2 separate regions of the Homo sapiens genome follow, and region 2 is linked to region 1. The links are chromatin loops, found by intact Hi-C in ENCODE. Cell type or tissue: endothelial cell of umbilical vein. All regions are shown on one strand.

Evidence for each region. Hi-C counts contacts between places; a loop is a spot of excess contacts. Peaks named below come from ENCODE experiments on the same cell type or tissue, not always from the same donor. Only the 100,000 strongest peaks of a DNase experiment are listed, where the experiment ranks them.
Region 2: it touches region 1 in a loop (2.2-fold over the local background); 1 of 110 quality-filtered maps calls a loop at or near these places.

The regions. Positions count from the first base shown.
Region 1 is chr11:59,426,531-59,434,530 of GRCh38, reverse strand. No RefSeq gene overlaps it. Among named protein-coding and RNA genes, the nearest start is that of OR5A2, 4.1 kb to the right of the region's middle. In endothelial cell of umbilical vein, a CTCF peak has its summit at 4,375 (motif pointing right); a DNase peak (open chromatin) is centred at 4,420.
Region 2 is chr11:59,507,417-59,515,416 of GRCh38, reverse strand. It overlaps OR4D9 (olfactory receptor family 4 subfamily D member 9), which reads right to left and starts at 3,878. Exons shown (of 3, transcript NM_001004711.2): 1 at 3,671-3,878; 2 at 651-744; 3 at 1-534. The coding sequence starts at 504. In endothelial cell of umbilical vein, no CTCF peak of the experiment used is centred here; a DNase peak (open chromatin) is centred at 4,296; H3K27ac peaks cover 833 bases.

The DNA.
Region 1 (8,000 bases):
TTGTTAATGAATAGTGGTGTTGAGTATCATATGTCCATCCATGTATCTATTTTGCTGAATTATATGTTCACATATATTTTGCCCATTTAAAAAATTTCTGAAATGTAAAACTTAGTTTTGAAAGTTCTTTATATATGCTACATACAATTCCTTTATCAAATATATAATTTGAAAATATTTTTTCCAATCTGTAACTTGTCTTTTCATTCCACTAATATTTTTTGAGAGCAGAATCCTCAATTTTTGCAATGTCTCATTTATCATTTTTCCTTTTATTAATTGTGTGTTTGGTGTAACACCTAGGAAATCTTTGCATAATGCAAAGTCATAATGATTTTTTTCTATGTTTTCCTCTAGAAATTTTATAATTTATATTTTACATTTAGTTGTATGATTTAATTACTTGTGTATGGTGTGAAGTAAAAACTGTTTCATATTTTGGCACAGTGGCATCTAATTGTCCTAGCATTATTCGTGGAAAAGTATATTCTTTCTCATTTGAGCTGTTTTTTGCATATTGATGAAAGTCATTTGATTGTAAGTATGTGGGTCTATTTCTGTTCTTCAGAACAGAACTGTCTATTCTGTTTCATTGATATATGTATTCTTTTCTTTCTCCAATATCATACTTTCTTAATTATTGTAGCTGTATGCGTATCTTTTTAAAGCAAGTAATGTGTGTCCCTCAACTTTGTTCTTCTATTTCAAAACTATTTTGGCTCTTCTAGTTCCTTTATCTTTCCATAAATATTTTATTTTATTATTTTTATTTTTTCAAAATGATCAGCATCAACATAAAAATTTTTAGAATCAATTTGAAAATATCTACAGAAAATCCTGTTGATATTTGATTTAAAATGTATTGAATATAGGATCTATTTTGGGGGAATTGATATTTATTATGGCACTACATTGAGTCTTCTAATCCATACACATGCTATATATCTCCACATATTTAGATAATTGGTTTCTTTCATCAGTGTTTTATAGTTTGCTGCACACAGATCTTGTACTTATTTCATTAGGTTTATACCTAAGTATTTCATGTTTTTAAAAATGCTATTGTATTGTAAATGATACACTTGAAAATTTCAATTACCAATTATTTACTAATAGTGTTCAATTACTAATTGTTAATTACTAGCTCAATTACCAATTGTTTACTACAGTTAATTTTTATAATTTGACTGTTTATTGGGGCACTGCTTAACTTACTTATTAGTTCTTGAACCTATGCTATAGATTCTTTGGGATTTTCTACACTCATATTATTTGTGGATGATATGGTTAGGCTTTGTGTCCCCACCCAAATCTCATCTTGAATTGTAATCCTCAAGTGTTGAGGGAAAGACCTGACGGTAGGTAACTGAATCATTGCGGTAGTTTCCCCCATTCTGTTCTCATGATAGCGAGTGAGCTCTCATGAGATCTGATGGTTTTATAAGGGGCTCTTCCCGCTTCGCTGTCTCACTCTCTCTCTCCTACTGCCATGTGAAGGAGGTCCTTGCTTCCCCTTCACCTTCCACCATGACTGTAAGTTTCCTGAGGCCTCCCCAGCCATGTAGAACTGAGTCAATTAACCTTTTTCCTTTATATATTACCCAGTCTTGGGAAGTTCTTTATAGCTATGTGAAAACAGACTAATACATTGTATAAAGGAAGTTTTATATTTTTCTTTGCAATCTATGTAACTTTTACTTATTTTTCCTGCTTTATTGATAAGAACTCCAGTACAATGTATAAAATGAATGGTGAGAGCAGACATCATTGCCTTTTTCCTGATCTTAGGAGAAAAACATTTAGTTTTTTACTAGTAAGTGTCATAATAGCTGTAGGGTATTTTTGTTATTAACCTATGAACTATATCAGATTGCAGGTGTTCTTTCTAATCCTAGTTTGCCAAGAGTCTTTATCATAAATGGATGCTGGATTTTTTAAAAGACATATACTGAATTGATTGATTTTATATATTTTCTCCTTGATTTTCACTTTATTGATAAAGAGAGATTCATTGACTGATTTTAAAATGTCGAACCAGACTTACATATTTTTGAGGATAAATCCAACTTGGAAATATGTATATAATGTATATCCCTAACCAGGTAGTTGGATTTGAGAGAAGGTAATTCCCAAAGAACCTAATTCTAAGAGAGAGAAGAGAACAAGAGCCATGCAGTCGATCTTCAGGAGTGGAATCCTAAAGCAGAAGCAGTTGCAATTTTCAATTCTAAAAGCCAGGGTAGCCATGGGAGGCAGTTCAATAAAGACATAGCCAGGAGTTACTCTGGTACCAAGGAGGAGTCACCAGCTGCATTTGTTTATTGTTTTCTTGCCTTCAGCCCTCACAGTTGTAGGTGAAAATATGTTATGTATGTATGTGTATGTGTGTGTGTGTGTGTTGGGGTAACAGAATGGACATGAGAGATGGTAGGCTCGTTGTAATCGTCAAAGATTCTCTCTCCCTCTATACCCTTACATGTGGGAATAATCCTCAAAGTCTTGTCTGTGGTCTGTTTTTCATCTTCTACACATTTTACCTAGGCTCTTTCCTCTTATCTCAGAGTTTAAATTAATAATGCTATGTATAACCACTGTTCTTGCCCACATCAGCTGGAAGACTGAAACATGATCACAATAATAGTTATCAGACAAAGTTTCCAGGGTGTCTTACTACCCCAGATTCCTTTGAATTCCTTCTATACCCACATAGTCCTCAAAATTCCTCCTAGTTCTGGAAGCCATCAGGGAGTGGCTCACATACTCTTTGTATAATAATCTACTATTGTGTTATCTATTGTTTTCCTTCTTTCCTGTTATGGATCAGGATGGTATTTCCTGCAGATAGTCACCATGTCACTAGCTCTGATGCACAACAGTGTCTCATGGCTAAGATGCTGGCATTGAAGACACAGGTATCTGCATTGAGAGCATCATACCCTGATGCTACCCAAACTGCTGGCATTAGTACTACTTGCACGTCAATACTCTTTTCAGTTTCTTTTTTCCAGCATTCTTTTCCCAGTCCCTTTGGGCCAGGACTCAGGAATGTGTCTTTGGGCTGGGCTGAAGGATAATTTAAGTGATAGAAAACTGGTTCTTTCCAGAACCTCCTTTCTCTTCTGAGCTCAGGTCATTGTTCTGAAAGTAGATGAGTACCTTGTGATTCTTTTCTTTTGAGATGCTCCCTTTAAGAGTTCCTGAGGGAAATTCATTTCAATGGATGTTTAGTCAGTGCAATGTTCAAAGCCTTCTTGGAAAATTTATACTCATGATGTTGTCAATTCATATGAGTCCTCAAATACCCTGATAAGTAGAGAAAATTGTGCTTTATTTTTTGCATTAACATTATTTAAAATCTTCACTGCAACTTTCACTATATCAATGATTAAGCATATTTTCATTTGATTTGGAATTAACACTTAAAATTTCCTAATGATTCATTTTTTAGTTTAAGTTTTACCTAGCAATTTAATGAGAGTTTAATATTTTCAAGTGTTTTTCAGGGGCATAAAATTTACATTATTTACAAATAATTAGGGCTATGATAATACTAAGTACATGAATAATAAAAATGACCCTGAAACCTAAGGTAATTGTTTATTAAAAAATACTGTGCCAAGATTGACTAAAAATGAAAGTTTTTGAAAACCATATCCAAATTAGATGACATTTTAATGAAAACATATAGCTAACTGGTATTTAATAAAAACATATAGTTAGCCAGGGACAACAATAATATAGATTCTCATGCTATTTCTAATAAACTAATTATCAGAATATTACAGCTGGAGATGTTTCTTCTGAGACAAATGGGCAATTTAAAAATCAACATGATAACCCCTCATGTTTGAATAGATTATATAATGGTTTTCATATAGATTGTATATTATATGCTCTTCACACAAACATACAATGTTGATATATTTGGTGCACTTTCAGAGATAAAGGAAAAGCTTATGTAAGATCAACTGAGGCATCCAAGACCACACACTGGCAATCGGATGGATTTCAGCCCATGACGTGTGGTCCCCACTACCAATTATTTTTACTTCTGATGCCTACTCTTCTCATTTGCTCTCTTGTTATGTCATTGTATCTCTTTTTAAATATTTAAAAATCTGCTTTAAAAAAATTATACCATGAATGTAAACTTATGACATACCTGTTTTCAGTTACGTCACCCTTATCCAAACATATTTGCTTATTATTGTTATTTACCATTTACATTATGCTTAGTATGTTGCCCCTCTCCCTGATCTAGTTTATTTCTCAGAATTGAACTTCATGATAATATTGAGTTCAGGTGCTTGAGAAGCACATGGTACAGTGCTTGGATCACAGTGAGGATGTAATGTGTTTGAGGATGATCAATCACTATTGCAACTGACCCTACAATTTAGGCATATTTCCACTAGGTGGCAGCAACATTCCATACGGATAAAAACCAATAGGTGCTTGGTTTTGACAGACAATGGTTTAGTAATTAAGTTATCTTAGCAGTAATCATGCTGTTTGAGTTTTTAGAGGTTTTCTATTCTAGCTCTTTGGTTTCAGAATAAAAAAAGTTGAGGTCCAGAGAGGGGTCAAGAGAGATCAACAGCGCAATCTGCCATAGTAGAATGGGAATTATAATTCAGGTCCTATGATGCCTTTGCGCTTTCCCTCTTGTATAAATTGTTAAAGACCTCTAAAACTTTTCAATATACCTTCACTTTGGGTTTGTTAGAGATGTCTTGTGAAAACACTTTGGATCCATATCAGGTTGAAATTTTTCCTAGTCGCTAGTGGAAGAAATGCACCCTGAGATAACTTTTCAAATTCCAATTTGAGAGTTAAGATGTTTTACTACTAAGGATATTTGGATTTTTCTCTGGGTTTTCTTTGAAATGATTCAAGTAAACTCATTAAAATAGCTATGCTAAAATGTTAAGCTAAAATGAAAGTAAATCATATTTCAGGAGATGCTGTCAGAGAACAAACTCTAAGATGCATAGAATCCTAGGGAGATAAATTTTGAGTTGAACATCAAAGCACTTCCAATTCTAAACACTTATAATTCGATATGGAGTTTATTTGCCTTTATGTGCTATTTGCTTTCATACTTTTTTATTGTGGTAAAAAGCATATGACATTAAGTTTACCATCTTTATTAGTTGGGGTTCTCTAGAGAGACAGAACCAGGAGGATGTATGAATAGATAGACAGATAGATGAATAGATGGACAGATATTAACAGATGGGTAGGTGAGAGTGGGTTTATCAGGAGAACTGGCTCATGAGATTATGGAGGCTGAGAAGTCCCATAATGTGACATCTGCAAGCTCAACAATCACAGAATCCTGACTTCCTGAGCATGGTTCAGTCTAAGTCCAAAGGCCTCCAAACCAAGAAAGCCAACGGTGTAACTCTCAACATGAGGCCAAGCACCTGATAAATTAAGGGGCTACTAATGCAAATCCCAGACTCCAAAGGAGACCCTGGAGATGTGATGTCAAAGGAAGAGAGAAAGATATCTCAACTTCAGAGGAGAGAGGGGGAATTTACTTTTCCACTGCTTTTTTGTTCTTTCCAGGCCCTCAACTGATTGGAGGGTGCCCATCAACATTGAGTGAGGGTGGATCTTCCTTACTCAGTCCACTGGTTCAAAACATCCTCTGTCTTACAGACATACCCAGAAATAGTGCTTTACCAGCTATCTGGATATCTCTTAATCCAGTCCGGTTGACACCTAAAATTCACCATCACATCATCTTAATTATTTTTAAGTGTAAACGAGTAATATTAAATATATTCATATTGTCCCGTAACATATTTCCTTTGCTACTTTCTGATGTTCACTGAAACTTCTGCTATTTTGATCAAATTTGATTTTTTAAAGTAAGGGCATGAAGAGTTTATGGTTTTATCCAGATGGATTTAATAGGATGACTTTCTTCCTCATTCTCAGATTTCTTATAGACTAGGTTAATAAATACATTCTGAGTCCTCATTCTGCATTTTTCTGTCCAATGCAGACATTGTTAATTTATAATTTGTTCTTTTTTTATTTCAATAGCTTTAGGGGTACAAGTGGTTTTTGATTACATGGATGAATTCTATTAGTGATGAATTCTGAGATTTTAGCGTACCTGTCACTCAAACAGTGCACACTATACCCAATATGTAGTCTTTTATTCCTCATCCCACTTCCACCCTTCCCCCTGAGGCCCCAAAGTCCATATCACTCTGTATGTCTCTGTGTTCTCACAGCTTTGCTCCTACTTATAAGTGAGAACATACAGTATTTGGTTTTCCATTCCTGAGTTACTTCATGTAGAATAATGGCCTCCAGCTCCATCCAAACTGGTGCAAAAGAAATTATTGCTCTTTATTCTTAAGATTCTCAATCTTACTTTGTAGATAGTCATTATCACTATAATCAGAGTTGCCATGACAGATGAAATCTATCACTACCCTATCTTATCAGCCTTTTCTTTTTCTTTTTCTTTTTTTTTTTGAGACGGAGTCTCTCTCTGTCGTCCAGGCTGGAGTGCAGTGGCGCGATCTCGGCTCACTGCAAGCTCTGCCTCCCGGGTTCATGCCATTCTCCTGCCTCAGCCTCCTGAGTAGCTGGGACTACAGGTGCCCGCCACCACGCCTGGCTAATTTTTTTTTTGTTTGTATTTTTAGTAGAGACGGGGTTTCACCGTGTTAACTAGGATAGTCTCAATTTCCTGACCTCGTGATCTGCCCGCCTCGGCCTCCCAAAGTGCTGGGATTACAGGCATGAGCCACCGCGCCCGGCCCTTATCAGCCTTTTCTAATCCTAGAAAAATGTATCCTTCATAACTGTGAGATCTACCTTTTAAATTTCCCAGATCTTAACTCAGTATCAAACTCTTTCATAGTTAGTTGGGGTTTACTCTTTCAGCATCAGAATTTCCTAGGACAGTTTATCTTCAAACTTAGATAAGAATGTTTCTTTTGAGGATGGACTTCCTTGCCTTTTCATGTTCACAGTTGATTCTTGAAGACATTTACCTCCGTTTCTGTCAACAGTCTTAGTTGCTAAATTTCTTCCCTAAATTAAGCCTGTTACCTTGTAAGTCAAGAGTCTCAGTAATTATACCCCTTTATATAGAAGACATTTCTCTCATTTAATTTTTTTTCTTTTGAGACTGAGGATTGCTGACTTAGTCTCCATGAAATAGATGAATTCATTTTTTATAAACTTTATTTCTGAAGAAAACATTTAAAAAAACAGGAAATCAATGTTTTGAAACATCAGACTTTCAGGGCTGGAGGAATTCTTGGAGAGTGAGCCCAATTCACTCAGGCTGGAGGGGTTAATTGACTTGCCCACAGTGACTCATCCAGGTAGTGGCATTGCTGGTAGTAGCACCCAAAATATTAAAAAGAGAAAAGAAGAGCCCCATCAAGCCCTTCATCCCATCCAGCCTCATTAAAAAAAATAAAGAGAAAAGAAATCTTTTCATCGTGATGCAAATAAGTCACAATAAAAAGATAGAAAGGAAAGACATATTTTTGGCCATGACCCAAGAAACAGAGTTAATGACATCATTAGTTTACATTCATTGAGTGATTTCTGTTTGTTAGGCACTGTGCTAAGCCTTTCTTATTCACAGCTTATTTAATTATCACAACTCTGTTGAGGTAGGTATTCTTGTTACACCAGTTTTACAAATGAGGGAGTTGATAAGTTTAAGACATTAAACAACATTGAACATGTTTATATTGATAAAAGGGCAGAGCCAGAATTTAAACCCAATTCTCAGAGTTGGAAACATGTGTTTCTAACCAGTATATTTCAGCACAAGGCTTGGTGTGTTTATGTGTGATTTACTTCTGATGAAATTTCTTTTAAGCAAAAGGCATCTACTAACCCAGCAGGGAGTCTTCCTGGACTCAAATCAGGGAAAGCTCAGAGAAGAATAGGTAGGGGGATGGAAAGAGGCTCCCGTGATGAGCGGTTGGCTCTTTTCGCCACCACTCCAGGGAACA
Region 2 (8,000 bases), 81 kb before region 1:
GAAAGGGAGTGGGAGCAATAGAGAAATCTGCGCTATGGAGTGGACAAAGCCCCCCACCCAGGAAGCCACGATGAGGCCTGTGCATCGCCCCCTACTCATGATGGTCATATAGTGCAGGGGCTTGGAGATGGCTATATAGCGGTCAAACGCCATCACAGAGAGAGAAAAAACGTCTGCTCCCCCCAGAAGGTGGAAGAAGAACATTTGAGTGACACAGCCACTGAAGGAGATGGTTTTTGTCTCTGATAGAAGATCTATCAGGACCTTAGGAGCTGTGATGGAGGAAAAGCAGATGTCAAGAATAGACAGGTTGCGGAGCAGGAAGTACATGGGCGTATGAAGGTGAGATTCACAGGTAACTGTAACCATGATGAGGAAGTTTCCCATTAGAGTTGTCATGTACACCAAAAACAGGAAGGTAAATAAGACCTGGCTCAGTTCTCGGGACTGAGTAATTCCCAGGAAGGTAAATTCTTTCACTCTGGTGTAATTTCTCTGATCCATTGAATCACAGATCCTTTATCAGGTTCATCTCTGGAAGAAATAATAGTGCAGTTAAATAATATTGATAGGTCCTAAAATCTAGTGTTGTCTTTTCACTTAAGATTTGGCTCAGAATTAGGAGGAAGCTCTTTTCCCTATGCACTCACTGTGTCTGCAAGTCAGTATGCCACCACTGGATGAAAGATTACCCAGGTTTTTGATTCAGTCATCCCAGGAGACAAAGTTCTCTCACTGCTGCTGCTGAAACAGAGGTTGCAAGTCCGTGAATCTATTCAATTGTACTTTCACTATAAAATCTGACACTTAAAATAATAAATAATAAGAAGAAATCTGAATATATTAGGATTTCTGTTCATAAAAGCATCATTATGAGAATTCAAAGATAACCTGCAAATGGAGCAAGATATTTACAATACATTTATCTGAGAAATGACTCATGTTCAGAATATATAAAGAGCCTCTACAAATCAGTAAAAAAGCTGGATGACCCAACCTCAAAATGGCGAAAGATTGAAACCAATACTTCACAAAAGGCATATCCAAATGCCAATTCAACTTCATTAGTTATAGCAATAAGCCACAATATACATGCCAGATTGGCTAAATTGAAAAAGATAGAAACTGAAAAGATGAAAAAGTGGTGGTGAAGATGTGGAACAGTTGGAACTCTAATACACTGCTAGTGGGTGTGTAAAATTGGTATAACCACTTTGCTATTTGATTATCTCTGCTAAGACAGTATATAAATATAGTTTTATACATAGGAGGATATGTATATATCTACATGTATGATGATATATCTCTTTTAAAGGATCTATCTGTATATCATTACCTATATATCTCTTAAGGACATATTTCTACTTCTAGGAAATATGTACATATGTTCATCAAAAGACATGTCCTAGAATATTCATAGCAGCACTGTTATTTTTTATATTTTTTGAGACAGGGTCTCACTCTGTCGCCCAGGCTGGAGTGCAGTGGTGAGCTTATAGCTCACTGTAGCCTCAAACTCCTGAGCTCAAGCGATCCTCCCACTTCAGCCTCCCTAGTTGTTGGGACTTACAGGTGCCTGTCACCACACCTGAATAATTTTTTTCTTTTTATTTATTTTTTTATGCTGGAATAATTTTTAATTTTTTTATAGAGTTGGGGTCTCCCTATGTTACCCAGGCTGGTCTCAAACTCCTGGCCTCGGGTGATCTTCCTACTTTGGCCTCTTAAGTTTGATTACAAGCATGAGCCACCACACCTCACCAGTAGCACTGATTATAATTTCTTCAAACTGGAAAATGACTCAGAAATCCATCAACAGTAGAAAAGATAAATAAACTGTGTTACGTTCACACAATACTATACAGCAATGAGAATGATTTACACTATACGTAATAATATAAGAGAATCCCACAAACATAATGTTGTGCTGAATAATCCAGGGACCAAAGAGTATGCACTCTTCCATTTTATTCATATGTACAAAACTGAAGGGAGCCTAAGGGAGGCTTCTGGGTGCTGGTTTACACCAGTAGGCATATTCTGCTGGTGTAAAAACATTCATTGAGTTGGCCGGGCATGGTGACTCCCGCCTGTAATCCCAGCACTTTGGGAGGCTGAGGTGAGTGGAGGCCTGGCCAACATGTTAAAACCCCGTCTCTACTAAAAATACAAAAATTAGCTGGGCGTGGTGGCACACGCCTGTAGTCCCAGCTACTTGGGAGGCTGAGGCAGGAGAATCACTTGAACACAGGAGACGGAGGTTGTCATGAGCTGAGATCATGCCACTGCACTCCAGCCTGGTGACAGAGCGAGACTCCATCTCAAAAAAAAAAAATTCATTGAGCTGTACATGTATGTGCGTTTTTCTGTATGTTAGCATATCATACTTCAGTATAAAGTTTTAACTAACAAACATAACATTTATCATTTATAACACTTTAATCTCATGTTTAAAGAATGAATTACATTTAAAGCAAAATTTAATGGACCACTCACTTTTATAAGTTACTTTTATAGTTACGTGGTTATAGTCATCACCAGCTATCATCTGAGAGTAAACATTTTGTTGTGTTGTTGTTTTTTTGAGACAGGATCTCACTCCCATTGCCTAGGCTGGAGTGCAGTGGTGCAGTCGTGGCTCACTGCAACCTCCGCTTCCTGGGCTCAATTGATCCTCCCACCTCAGCCTCCCCAGTAGCTGGGACTACAGGTTGTACCATCATGCCTGGCTGTTTTTTTTTTTTTTGTATTTTTACAAAAAGACTGAGTTTCACCATGTTGCTCAGGCTGGTCTCAAACTCCTGGGCTCAAGTGAACCACCTGCCTGGACCTCCCAAAGTGCTGAGATTACAGGCATGGGCCACTGTGACCAACTCAAGAGTTACCGTTTTATTTTTTACTCACGTATGGATTTGAGATGTTCTTTTTTTTTTTTTTTTTGAGATGGAGTCTCGCTGTGTCGCCCAGGCTGGAGTGCAGTGGCACAATCTCGGCTCACTGCAAGCTCCGCCTCCCAAGTTCACGCCATTCTCCTGCCTCAGCCTCTCGAGTAGCTGGGACTACAGGCTCCAGCCTGGGTGACAAAGTGAGACTCTGTCTCAAAAAAAAAAAAAAAAGAAAAAAGAAAAAAAATCATCCCAAAGGGGACCCTTCTTTGGAAACAAGCTTATCAAGTATCTTGGACAGAGCCTGCAAACTGAGGATTCCCCCCCATACCCCAGCATCCCATTGAGCAAATTCTTCCTCATTCTCTACATTAAGTTGACTTTCTAGGATGCCACACATATCACGGTTTTCTATTTTCCAATTTTGAAAATCCCTTATTCTTGATTGAATCCCTAAAACTTTTACTAGAAGCATTATTCTTATTCAGTGGTACATGAAGGCACAGATAATCTTGTCATTAAAACATCTTACTCAAATCTTCCAAAATTTCATTCCCAGCCAAGAGGCAAAACTGCATCTACTAAACTCAGGAATTACTGCCTTTAAAAGCTGTTTTTCCAAGGCAGTCATCCTCCTGAGAGCTGGTGACGTCAGCACCTTCTCAACTACCTTTAATAAATTTTGAACCTCAATATCCCAACAAGTAAAACACAGCCAAGCCAACTGACCATCTTCCTATATTTTGCAAGCCACACTTTCCCTCTTTCTAATAGTGAAAAACTACCTCTTTTCTTTGCTTCTTAAGAGTCTTGACTTCCATAGGAACATTCTACACATTTGCAGCATTTCTCAAAATTCAGCACAAACAGCTTTTCAGTTTCAGAAGTTCATAGGCACTAATACTAACTGCTGGTTTAATCTTTAAGTGGGAAATTGATCCTCTTATGATGCCTCAGCTGCATTTTAGAAGAAGTAGGTACTGGGGAAATTCTCTGTTTAATGTAAAGCCTACCTCAAAGTGAGTGATTTTATTATCTTCTTTCCTCAGATGGGAAAAAGCAACCTCAGGTAATTACAGTATTCTGACTCTTTTCTACTTTACTACATTTTGGCCACCTGTATTAGTCTCCAGCCACAGCCCAATATAGGAATTAGCAAAGGGAATATTGTTAGGTATGAATGTGGAAGCTGAGTGGCCAATATAATACGCTACAATACAACTCAGGAGTTCCTTTGGGAGTCATTAAAATGTCACCAAGTACTCTCTGTCTTGTACTCTCTCTTTTGTTCTCTCTCCCTCTTTCTCATTTTTTCTCTGTTCTCTCTCATACATACATGCAGAGGCACCCGTGCACTCAGGACATACCCTTTCCTCTAGAGGAAACACATGAGACAGTGTATTTTCCTCTTTGGCTCAGGAAGAGAGTGTTTTGTTAAACCACACCAATGACTGTGCAGTCTTCCTCTTGACTAAAGTCACTTTGCCTGCAATCAGCTAGGAAATGAAACTTAAATAAATAAAAGAGTAACAGTGAAAAATTCAAAGCTCTGTGGCTACTGTCAGAGCAGCTCTCAGAGACTGTATGGATTTATACGTGCATTTTCTATTTTATTCATTTATTTATTTTTTGAGATGAAGTTTTGCTCTTGTTGCCCAGGCTGGAGTTCAATGGTGCGATCTTGGCTCACTGCAACCGCTGCCTCCCGGGTTCAAGCCATTCCCCTGCCTCAGCCTCCCAAGTGGCTGGGATTACAGGAGCCTGCCACCATGCCTGGCCAATTTTGTATTTTTAATAGAAGTGGGGCTTCACTATGTTGGTCAGGCTGTTCTCAAACTCCTGACCTCAGGTGATGCAACTGCCTTTGCCTCCCAAAGTGCTGGGATTACAAGCATGAGCCACGGCGCCTGGCCACATTTTCTGTTTAAAGCAACATGTACATTGTCCCAGGACATTTTTTTTTCTTTAAACAGTGTCTTGCTCTGTTGTCCGGGCTGGAGTGGTACTGTGGCATGATCCCAACTCACTGCAACCTCTGCCTCCCGGCTTCAAGTGATCCTCCTGTCTCACCCTCCCAAGTAGCTGGGATTACAGGCATGAGCCACTGTGCCTGGTTAATTTTTGTATTTTTAGTACAGATGAGATTTCACTATGTTGGCCAGGCTGGTCTTGAACTCCTGGCCTCAAGTGATCCGCCTGCTTCGGCTTCCCAAAGTGCTGAGATTATAGGCATGAGCCACTGCGCCCCGTCAGCCCCCACAGTTATTTTAACCTACATCTCTGAAATGTATAGCTCACTTTACATCTAGGTACAGCTCTTGATATTCATCAACTCAGTTACTGCATAATTATTTTATGTTATTTTTTCATGCGTACCCAGAGATATTCACTATGAAAACATTTAATTTGGGGAGCACATATATAAAAGAGCAGTTTGAAATCCACGTGTGTGCCCAGAGTCAGTTGACTTTTCTACAGTTCTTAGCAGCAGAGCTTAAAAAATAATGAAAGCATACAACAATCATTTCACAATGTATATGTATAATAAAACATCACATTGTACTGTTCACTGTAAATATATACAATTTTTATTTATTGATGACAGCTGCTTGGGAGGCTGAGGCAGGAGAATTACTGGAACCTGGGAGGCAGAGGTTGCAGTGAGCCAAGATCGCGCCACAGCACTCCAGCCTGGGTGACAGAGCAAGACTCCATCTCAAAAAAAAAAAAAAAAAAAGTAAAAACTAGGCTGGGCACGGTGGCTCACGCCTGTAATCCTAACATTTTGGGAGGCTGAGGTGGGCAGATCACCTGAGGTCAGGAGTTTGATGCCAGCCTGGCCAACATGGTGAAACCCCATCTCTACTAAAAATACAAAAATTAGCTGGTATGGTGGTGTGTGCCTGTAATCCCAGCTACCTAGGAGGCTGAGACAGGAGAATCGTTGGAAACCGGGAGGCGAAGCCTGCAGTGAGCTGAGATCATGCCACTGCACTCCAGCCTAGGTGACAAAACGAGACTCCATCTCAAAAAACAAACAACAAAACAAAACAAACAAAAACTAGTCAAAACTAATGTAAGTGGGAAAAATGCTGCTCAACTTGTGATTTTATGTCACTGCCAATAAGTGTTTGTGTGATCAGATGCAATTGCTTTTTCTGTCCTGAGTTATTGAATCAGGTTATGTTGCATGTTTAGACACGGTCATGAGGAAGTCAACAGGGACAATGATATGCCAAGAGTTCCTGGGTTCTTGATCTCTTGGGATTGTGTTTCTTAATCAGGCCCTATAGATCTGTGGAGTCATCTGATTCTGATATAGAGATAAAAACTTGATCTGAGTGAGTCACAAGAGTTAGGAAAGAAAGAAAAGGGCAAAGGACGGATTTGCGTGAAATGGGCTATTAAGTGGCTTGTAGTGTGTATTTTTCATAAGCAATTTCATAAAGAAAAGCCTAGGGACTCTTGAGACCAAAGCTACTTGGGCAAAGGTAGCAGGACCCTATGAATAGTGATCTGGCAAGTGTGACTTTTTATTAGAATCTGTTTGCTTGCAGAAGTAAGTTAATATTGTAAGAAGTTAGGTTTTGTTGATCAGGTGACAGGAAGTGGCAAACATTTGAGCCAGTTAGTTCATGAATGCTTACAGGGCCAGGCCAGATCCAATGAGGGACTTAAGTAAAGTTTGTCTTCAACATTCACTATCCTTCAACATTCATTATCCTTTGGCTAATTTACTCTCCTTGGGCTCTCTGTTCCATCCCATGGGGCCTGTCCTCTTGGCTACTCTATAAGCCAGGGTTTATTTTTGACCCATTATCTTCTTTTGATATTAAATTCTCCTGTGCTGTTTCTCTCATCAGCTTCAGGGTGACTTTTTTTTTTTTTTTTTCGTGAGACAGAGTCTCGCTCTGTCGCCTAGGCTGGAGTGCAATGGCACAATCTTGCCTCACTGCAACCTCTGCCTCCCAGGTTCAAATGATTCTCCTGCCTCAGCCTCCTGAGTAGCTGGGATTACAGGTGCCCACCACGATGCCCGGCTACTTTTTGTGTCTGTGTTTTTAGTAGAGATGGGGTTTCACTATGTTGGGCAGGCTGGTCTTGAACTCCTGACCTCAGGTGATCTGCCCTCCTCGGCCTCCCAAAGTGCTGGGATTACTGACATGAGCCACTGTGCCTGCCCAGGGCGACTCTTTAAGCCTTATGAATAACAAGCAAACCTATTGTCATGTTTTGATAATAGAAAGCATTCCCTATTTAATAAAAGGTGCTGGGAAAACTGGCTAGCCATATGTAGAAAGCTGAAACTGGATCCCTTCCTTACACCTTATACAAAAATCAATTCAAGATGGATTAAAGACTTAAACGTTAGACCTAAAACCATAAAAACCCTAGAAGAAAACCTAGGCATTACCATTCAGGACATAGGCATGGGCAAGGACTTCATGTCTAGAACACCAAAAGCAATGGCAACAAAAGCCAAAATTGACAAATGGGATCTAATTAAACTAAAGAGCTTCTGCACAGCAAAAGAAACTACCATCAGAGTGAACAGGCAACCTACAAAATGGGAGAAAATTTTCGCAACCTACTCATCTGACAAAGGGCTAATATCCAGAATCTGCAGTGAACTCAAACAAATTTACAAGAAAAAAACAAACAACCCCATCAAAAAGTGGGCAAAGGAAATGAACAGACACTTCTCAAAAGAAGACATTTATGCAGCCAAAAAACACATGAAAAAATGCTCATCATCACTGGCCATCAGAGAAATGCAAATCAAAACCACAATGAGATACCATCTCACACCAGTTAGAATGGCGATCATTAAAAAGTCAGGAAACAACAGGTGCTGGAGAGGAAGTGGAGAAATAGGAACACTTTTACACTGTTGGTGGGACTGTAAACTAGTTCAACCATTGTGGAAGTCAGTGTGGCGATTCCTCAGGGATCTAGAACTAGAAATACCATTTGACCCAGCCATCCCATTACTGGGTATAAACCCAAAGGACTATAAATCATGCTGTTATAAAGACACATGCACACGTATGTTTATTGCGGCATTATTCACAATAGCAAAGACTTGGAACCAACCCAAATGTCCAACAATGATAG